Regions from separate parts of the Homo sapiens genome. Here region 1 is linked to region 2. The links are chromatin contacts, found by Hi-C or POLR2A ChIA-PET in ENCODE. All regions are on one chromosome and are shown on one strand. Each heading gives the region's core, a stretch centred on a gene start or an enhancer-like site at or near the end of the contact. The rest is flanking DNA. Distances are from core to core; before and after follow the strand shown. Region 1 holds the start of CH25H (cholesterol 25-hydroxylase). Region 2 has its middle 44 kb from the start of CH25H.

Region 1 (3,925 bases), core at 930-3,429, 44 kb before region 2:
AGAAAAATTCACCCTTGTTCCCTTTTTGTATTGGCTGTCAAGAAACTCAACACTGCTTCTGAACCTTTATCTCATCAACAGCAAATATGTCAGCAGAATATAATAATGTTTTCATAGTACCCTGGGTTAAATAAAAAGGCTGCTGTAGGGCTAGAGGCTACTGCTGAGGGCTCCTGGGAATGAGCATCTAAGGAATGTCAGTATTCCATCAGTGGCAGTTAGTGGACACACACCAGTTAGGAGATTCTGAATTACAAATTGGCCTATTATATGTATCTATATCTTATATATTACATATTATGAATTGGCATATTATATATATCATATGTATGCATATATACCATATATGATCTTAGTTTTAGGCCCATATATTGGTCCATATTTTTGTAGTACTTGTTCTTTCCTCATAATAGATGGCGTTATATCTTTTATTTCTCTTTACATAATCTTACTTGATTTTAATTTCAAATTTCTCAGTTATTCTTTAGGTAACGTGTGGAGTACAAATTTAAAATACCATGCATATTACTTGGTGTGTTTGCTGTGTGCTAGGACCTATGATTTTACTGCTGTAAACCCACAGCAATAATAATAATCCTACTTCTTGGCAGGGTGAGGAAGCCAGCTTTTTTGAGGATTGGATAAAATCAATTCAGATAAAACATTTAGCCAATGCGTGGCACCTAGTAGGTGGGCTTTACACGGTAGACTTATTATTTTTCCATTTAATACTCCAATTTCCCTTTGTGGGGAATCGGGGGGATAAGAAAATGCAAGCTTCAAGGAGTAAAGGGCTGGACACAACCACATAGATACAAGACACTAAGCAAGAATTAGGAGTGCTCCCTGGCTTCAAAGCTGGTGTCTAAAACGTCTATCCCCTAAGGGGCCCTTGTATCGTGTCATGTGTCAGACCCCGGGTTGAACGCGAGGATTTTTGTGCTGTTCCCAGGGTCTCTCAAGAGCTCTCCTAGTACCGACCTCCTTGTGCTCGGTGGCCCCTGGCCCGAGGACCCCAGATGGGTGGCGGAGAAACGCAGGGGATAGAGACTAGCCCCCTAGCCGGGCTCCGTGGGCCCGGAGTGGATTCAAGGACCGGTGGCAGAGGGCGACTGCAAGTTGGCCCCGCAAAGCCAACAAGGGGAAGGGTAGGGTAGTGACGACATCACCTGGTCCTTCAATAGCCTCCCGGGAGGCTTCAGGAACTCACATCTCTTTCCCTTGACGAACAACGCAGGTGGTTTGCTGAATTAAGTGTTCCCGCCCCAAATTGAGATACAACGGGCTTTTTAGCCAGATTGGCGCAGACTGGGAGTTAAATCCAGCATTTTCCCGGCAAAGCTGAGCCTGGCCGCCGCGGAGCCCTCTTTCCGCTGTGCGGTGCCTCCGGCTCCGATCGCGGGCCCGGCGCCCCGGGACGCGCCGCCGAGGGTAGCTACGCGGCCGGGCTGCGGCCTCTCCCGGAGAGCCTGCGTGCGTGGTCTCTCTAGCTTGCTGCCCGCCGGCCAGGAAAACTCTGGGGACAAGCTGGAGCTGGCGGAGGTTCCCATCCGGCCACCCTTCCCGTCTGATTTCCTGAGCTGACGGTCACCGCCGGCGTTCGGGGACCAGCGGTTCCCTGTGCAAAGGGCTCGTTTCTCGATCGCCGCTGGATAGACCGCAACCGGGTTCTCAGAAAACACCCGAGCTACAGACCGCATGTAGCTTTAAACAGTTTTTAAAATGCGATTATGCTTGCGTCTTTATGAAAGCACATGGATGCAGTTATACGTATGCATTAAAAAACACAAACAATTCTGCATTGATTGCAAAGGAGCGCTTTCTGGTGGCAATGTAAACGGTCTAGTTTGAGACCCGTGATGACACACGTGAACTGAGTTGCCAAACTCATAGAAACTCCACACGGTAGATCTGTACATTGTGTCCCGTGTTAATTGTACGTCAACTGAAAAATCAGAACTTACATGAAAAGTACGAAGTGCCACTGCATACACGCATATCTAAAAGCCGGTAAGATGCGGCTATAGATGAGCACATTTACAGCAATGAAGGGCCACTCTGCCGGGTTGCTAGCTTATTCAAGCTTCGCATCGCCGGGAAAGGGATGGAAAGGCAGCTGACATCACTCGGGGCGGGGCCGTGAGTCCTGTGAAAAGTCGATGGGACTCGAGCAGCAGCCTCAGCTGCCTTGCACAGCCTCGCAATGAGCTGCCACAACTGCTCCGACCCCCAGGTCCTTTGCAGCTCCGGGCAGCTGTTCCTGCAGCCCCTCTGGGACCACCTGAGGAGCTGGGAGGCCCTCCTACAGTCGCCCTTCTTCCCGGTCATCTTCTCCATCACCACATACGTGGGCTTTTGCCTGCCCTTCGTGGTCCTGGATATCCTGTGCTCCTGGGTGCCCGCCCTGCGGCGCTACAAGATCCACCCTGACTTCTCGCCATCCGCGCAGCAGCTGCTACCTTGCCTGGGGCAGACCCTCTACCAGCATGTGATGTTTGTGTTCCCCGTGACGCTGCTGCATTGGGCCCGCAGCCCGGCCCTCCTGCCCCACGAAGCTCCCGAGCTGCTCCTGCTGCTGCACCACATCCTGTTCTGCCTGCTACTCTTCGACATGGAGTTCTTCGTGTGGCACCTGCTGCACCACAAGGTGCCCTGGCTGTACCGCACCTTCCACAAGGTGCACCACCAGAACTCGTCCTCGTTCGCGCTGGCAACGCAGTATATGAGCGTCTGGGAACTGTTTTCTTTGGGCTTCTTCGACATGATGAACGTCACACTGCTCGGGTGCCACCCGCTCACCACCCTGACCTTCCACGTGGTCAACATCTGGCTTTCCGTGGAGGACCACTCCGGCTACAACTTCCCTTGGTCCACTCACAGACTGGTGCCCTTCGGGTGGTACGGGGGTGTGGTGCACCACGACCTGCATCACTCTCACTTTAACTGCAACTTCGCTCCGTACTTTACACACTGGGACAAAATACTGGGAACGCTGCGGACTGCATCTGTCCCAGCGCGGTGATGTGGCTGCGGTGGGTGCCCCTAAGACTCGGGACTGCTGTGCCTTTCACACTTGAATGAAGAGAAACACCTGAGCTATATATTTTTTTAAAGCAACTAACTTATTGCTTTATGTTTATCTATGAAAACCATAGATAAAATCTGATGCATTTTTGTAATCTGACAAAGTAATTTACATACTGTTTGTGTATCAATACAATTTTGTGTTCTTGGTATTCTTAGTCTAGCTCACCTCAATAGCCTTGAATCCTGCATATGAATTAGACATTCATCACTGGCATATTTAGAATATCTCTAAAAGGACTTGTTTGTAGAATAAGGAATTTTCTATGTTTCAAAGTGTTCTAAAACCTGGCTAAAAGAATGTATTTTTGTGGATGGTGTTGACTTCTGACTCTAAAAGCAATCAAACATGTTTCTGCTGGACAGTGACCAAGAATTATAGTACCTTCTTATATTTTTTTATAGAACTGTATATTTATTTTGAAAGAAATGTTATTCGTGCTTTAAAAAGGAAAAAAAACCATGAATCAAATAAGTATTGACTTCCGTTTCACTGGTATTTTGACTGATAAAAAAGGGAAGAGGGAGCGGGCATACCAAGTGTCCTTCTAAGCCTCCATCAGCCTCACCATGGAAAGAGAGGAATCTGGGTGTAGGGTGTTCTGTTGGGGGTTGTTAGAGAAAAGGAGGCAGGAGAAGGGGCTCTGTTTGTTGTGCTCTAGCAATTTCATGGAGGAAAAACACGCTAATATTCTTAATGCTTTTCAGCTGATTTCTGTATAACAGGCAAATGATAGGATTACTCTGTAAAGTTTCATAGAAAGATTAACGCTGAGCAGTCAATCATTTTATTATTTGTGGGAATGGATTAGGGGAAGAACAGAATTGGAGGCGTGCCTTG
Region 2 (3,755 bases), core at 582-3,081:
CACGGAGGACAGATCCCTGCAATAGATCTCCCAAAATCCACTACCACCTTTAGAGTTGCTATTCCCATCAGATTTTTCCTTTTGAATTCCAAATGCCTGTGCGCAGAAATAAGGACAACAAAACCTCTTTTCAACCAGGAGGAAGAAAGGAAACAAGTATTTGTTGAGCAACTGCTACATATCAGGAGCTTTTGGGCTAGATGCTTTATGGTAATTATATGCTATCTCATTTAATTTAATCTTCATTACAATGCGAAGAGAATGCTATTATTGTGATAGATTTATAGGTAGGTAAACTGAGGCTACAGAAAATGCAATAATTTTCCAAAGGCCATTTCATGATAATTGAAGGAGCTAGGATTCAAACCTAGGTCACCAGGTGCCATGTTGGTCCTTTATGTCTCTTTAGCTCACTCAGCTTCTTTCCTTCAAACTTCATTGTCCCTCAGACCCTTCTGAGAGGGTTATCTGCTCCCTGACTCAGCAGGAGAGAGCAGCGAGATAAGGTTCAGGTAGCGTACGTACACTCACTCCAGTAAGACATCCCTAGTGGCCATATCAGGACTCCACACAGCTGCTACCATTCCCACTGCAGGACTTTGCATACCATTACCTGGAAGTGCTTGGGATCCTCCAAGTACTTCTATTGCTTCGCATTTTTTTCCATTTGGAGGATAAGCCTTATGTCTGTCATGATATTCTGTGAGGCAGAGTTTATTCCTACTTCTTTTCTTTGAAGCTGTTTTTACTCCTCCTCCTCCTCCTCATTCATCTCTTATTCTCAGCCTCCTCATCATTCCTCCTCCTTCTCCTCTTTCCTCCTCTTCTCCATTCAACTCCTCTTCCCTTCCTCTTCTTCCTTACCATCCTCTTTCTTCATTTCTTTTCACCTTCCTCTCCTTGCTCCAACTCTTTTCCCTTCAACTCTTCCTCCTCTTCCTTCTTGTTGTTCTATATCTTCTTTTATGTTCCCTTCATCTTTGGCTTTGATGGTCTTCAGTGGGATCATCACTATTTTGTGTAACATGGGACACTGTTTATTCATTAATTCAACAAATTCTTCCGAGGTGCTCATTACATACCAGGATTTGAGCTTGGTGCAAGGGTCATGACAGTGAATGAGGTCCCAGCACTGTCCTGGTAAATTTTTGACACTTGTGGAAAGAGAGACAAGTAAGCCATTGGTTAGGATGTTGTGCAATGCAGGCTATAACAGGTGGAAGAGAAGGTGCTACTTGAACACACACAATGACTCTTTAAGTCAGTTTTGGGGTGTAGGGGAAGTAGTGAAGGCTTCCTAGAGGATCTGATATTTAAAGTGAGACCTAAGCGCGCAGATGCTTCCTCTGTGGAGAGCTTTATACTTACTGTTAGTTCTAAAGACACAGCTTCCTTTTTCTAACACTCTTGTCTCAGCTTTGGTTACTTAGACGTTATAAGGTTCTTGATATCTTATTGTATTTCCTCTAACCCTGCTACAAATTCTTCATTTTTTCCAATGTGTTCAACTTTGAAGAAGCATCCCTCTGTTCACTCCACTTCTCCTTGAATACAGCATTGAGTTGCATTATTGCAAACAGAGCTGGTTCTGACTTTTCCTCCCACCCCCTAATACCACAAATTTAGTGGTAGAACCACAAGTAGAATTTCCAGTGAAGAACTCTCTACTAGATGACACTGAATCAAACCTAACAGTGCTATCAATTAAAATTCATGTACTCTGTTGCATAAACAGGCGATTACATAAGTTGTGTGCTGACGGAGCAGTGTTGAGACACGCTGTCTGGCAATTGGTCTCTCTCGTTTGGTTGCAAGTTTCAGTTTCCTGGCAAGTCTTGTTTCGCCGTCCATCTGGTACAAGTGAGCACAGCAAGACAGCCAGGGTGAGCAGAAAGCCCACAGATACAGGAAAAGGTACTTAGCTTGCAGGTGATGTCAGTTCTTTCAGACAACTAGTCACTTTTTCCTTTCTGAAACTAGATTACAACCTATTTGTCTTTGGAGAGTTGACTGCTAGTGACACTGAAATTTTGGCTTAATTTGCAGACTGGGATGATGAGCATCTATTTTAGCTTCTTAGGGACATGCATAGAGCTGCTTATCTTGCTTGGCACAGGACATAGTTCTACTTTACATAAAGGTAACCACTAAGATTGGCCTTACCAGGGAGGAGAATAGAAAGCTGCCTCTGAGAAGTGCCAAGCTGAGACCCACACTTACTACATTCTATCCAGGGCCAGTCCTGCCTCAGCCACCAGCACCAAGGTTACTACAGCCTGAGTTTAGGTCATGTAATTTCAGTCTCTTTGGCAGCTTCATTAACTCTGAGTTCAACTGCTTCATCTGTGAAATGAGAATAATAACATTTACCTTGCATGATTGTTTTAAAAATTAAATAATTTCAGGGCATACATTAGATGTGCAATAGATATTCCATTTATTATTCATGGAATGTTTATTGAGCATCTACTATGAGCCAGGCACTGTGTTAGGTATGGAGTCTTGCACTTAACGTGATTATAGGTAATCTCATGGAGGAGACAACAATTTTTTACAGATAATTATACTAAGAATGCAATCGTTACAATAAAAATTAAGAAAATAAGCAGAGGAAATTAGTTGCTGCCACCTCTTAACCTTAGGTTCACTGCTAAATTCAAAATAAATTAGAAGTTATAATCTCTAAATATATCATGAGCAAGTAACATCATACTTTGGCAGTTCATTTCTTTGCAGCAAATTGGAGCCATTACATAATGGGTTTTATGATATATACCAGAAAAGTTCAAAGAGGGGTCTGGTGGATGATCCTTTGTTTTGCTTACATCCAAACCAAACAAAGCAACTAGTTAACTCAGCAACAAATCAACCAACCAACAGACATAAAAGAATTAAGCAGTAAGATGTTGCTAACATTACAGAAAACAATTGCCTTGACCTTTATCACAGAATCAAATAAAAATGATGAGAATAACTGATATTTATTAAGTTCTTTTCATACCCCAACTCCATGCTAAGCACTTTCCTGTATGTTCCTATTTATGCTTCATAATTCTTCCAGATGTAGTTTAATATCCATATTTTATAGCTGAAAGAATTAGTTAGAGAACAACTTGCCAAAAGTCACATTGTATAAAAGAGGCAAAGCTGAGATTCAAGTAAAGATTGTTATAACTGAAAAACCTGGTGCCTTAACCAGTACACCATAAGCATTTATCTAAAAATAAAATTACTTATGAACCAACTTCAGGAAATATTAAATTCCCACATTATGAATAAATTCCAGATGGATAAAATATCTCAATATAAAATACAAAATCACATGAAAATATTAAAATAGAAGAGAAATATTTTTATACAAATATAGTGAGTGAAGAAGCCCTTTTAAGTATGGTATAAAGCCCAAAAATCATAAAAGAAAGTAATGACTGATAAGACTAATTAAAACGTTAACTTTATTTACTTCAACAAAGTTAACTTAAGTAAACTTAAGTTTACTTAAATAAACTTTATTCACTTCAATAAAGGTGAAATGATAACTGAGAAAAATGTGTAATCTAGATAACAGACAAAGGATTAATATCTATTACATATAAAAAACCTAAGCTAATGAAGAAAACAGTGAGCTAATAAGCTAATAAAGAAAACCAGTTAAAGTAATAATAAGAATATAACTATCATGGTAAAATCATTAACTTTACTGACAAATAACAAATTAGAACCATAAGGTTGTATTGCATGAGACAGAGAAAAAT

The links. A loop is a pair of places that touch in the nucleus more often than their neighbours do. ChIA-PET counts read pairs that join two places held with the same protein, here RNA polymerase II (POLR2A). Pooled maps may share reads with other maps.
Region 1: a map of naive thymus-derived CD4-positive, alpha-beta T cell shows a loop between it and region 2 (4-fold over the local background). The contact joins the promoter of CH25H here to the enhancer-like site in region 2. A Hi-C loop is called at or near these places in 3 of 168 maps with a recorded cell type or tissue (GM12878, IMR-90 and naive thymus-derived CD4-positive, alpha-beta T cell), 21 of 37 single-sample maps with no recorded cell type and 14 of 50 pooled maps. POLR2A ChIA-PET finds 5 or more read pairs at or near these places in 7 of 52 experiments (AG04449, CD4-positive, alpha-beta memory T cell, GM10248 and 4 more).

The regions. Positions count from the first base shown.
Region 1 is chr10:89,205,571-89,209,495 of GRCh38, reverse strand. CH25H (cholesterol 25-hydroxylase) reads left to right here and starts at 2,179. Exons shown (of 1, transcript NM_003956.4): 1 at 2,179-3,867. The coding sequence starts at 2,204. The coding sequence ends at 3,022. RefSeq lists an enhancer at 2,338-2,407.
Region 2 is chr10:89,161,892-89,165,646 of GRCh38, reverse strand. No RefSeq gene overlaps it. Among named protein-coding and RNA genes, the nearest start is that of CH25H, 44 kb to the left of the region's middle. RefSeq lists an enhancer at 2,019-2,068. Within about 2 kb of position 1,831, at least 9 of the 41 ENCODE cell types and tissues checked have a DNase peak (open chromatin) inside an H3K27ac peak, as active enhancers do.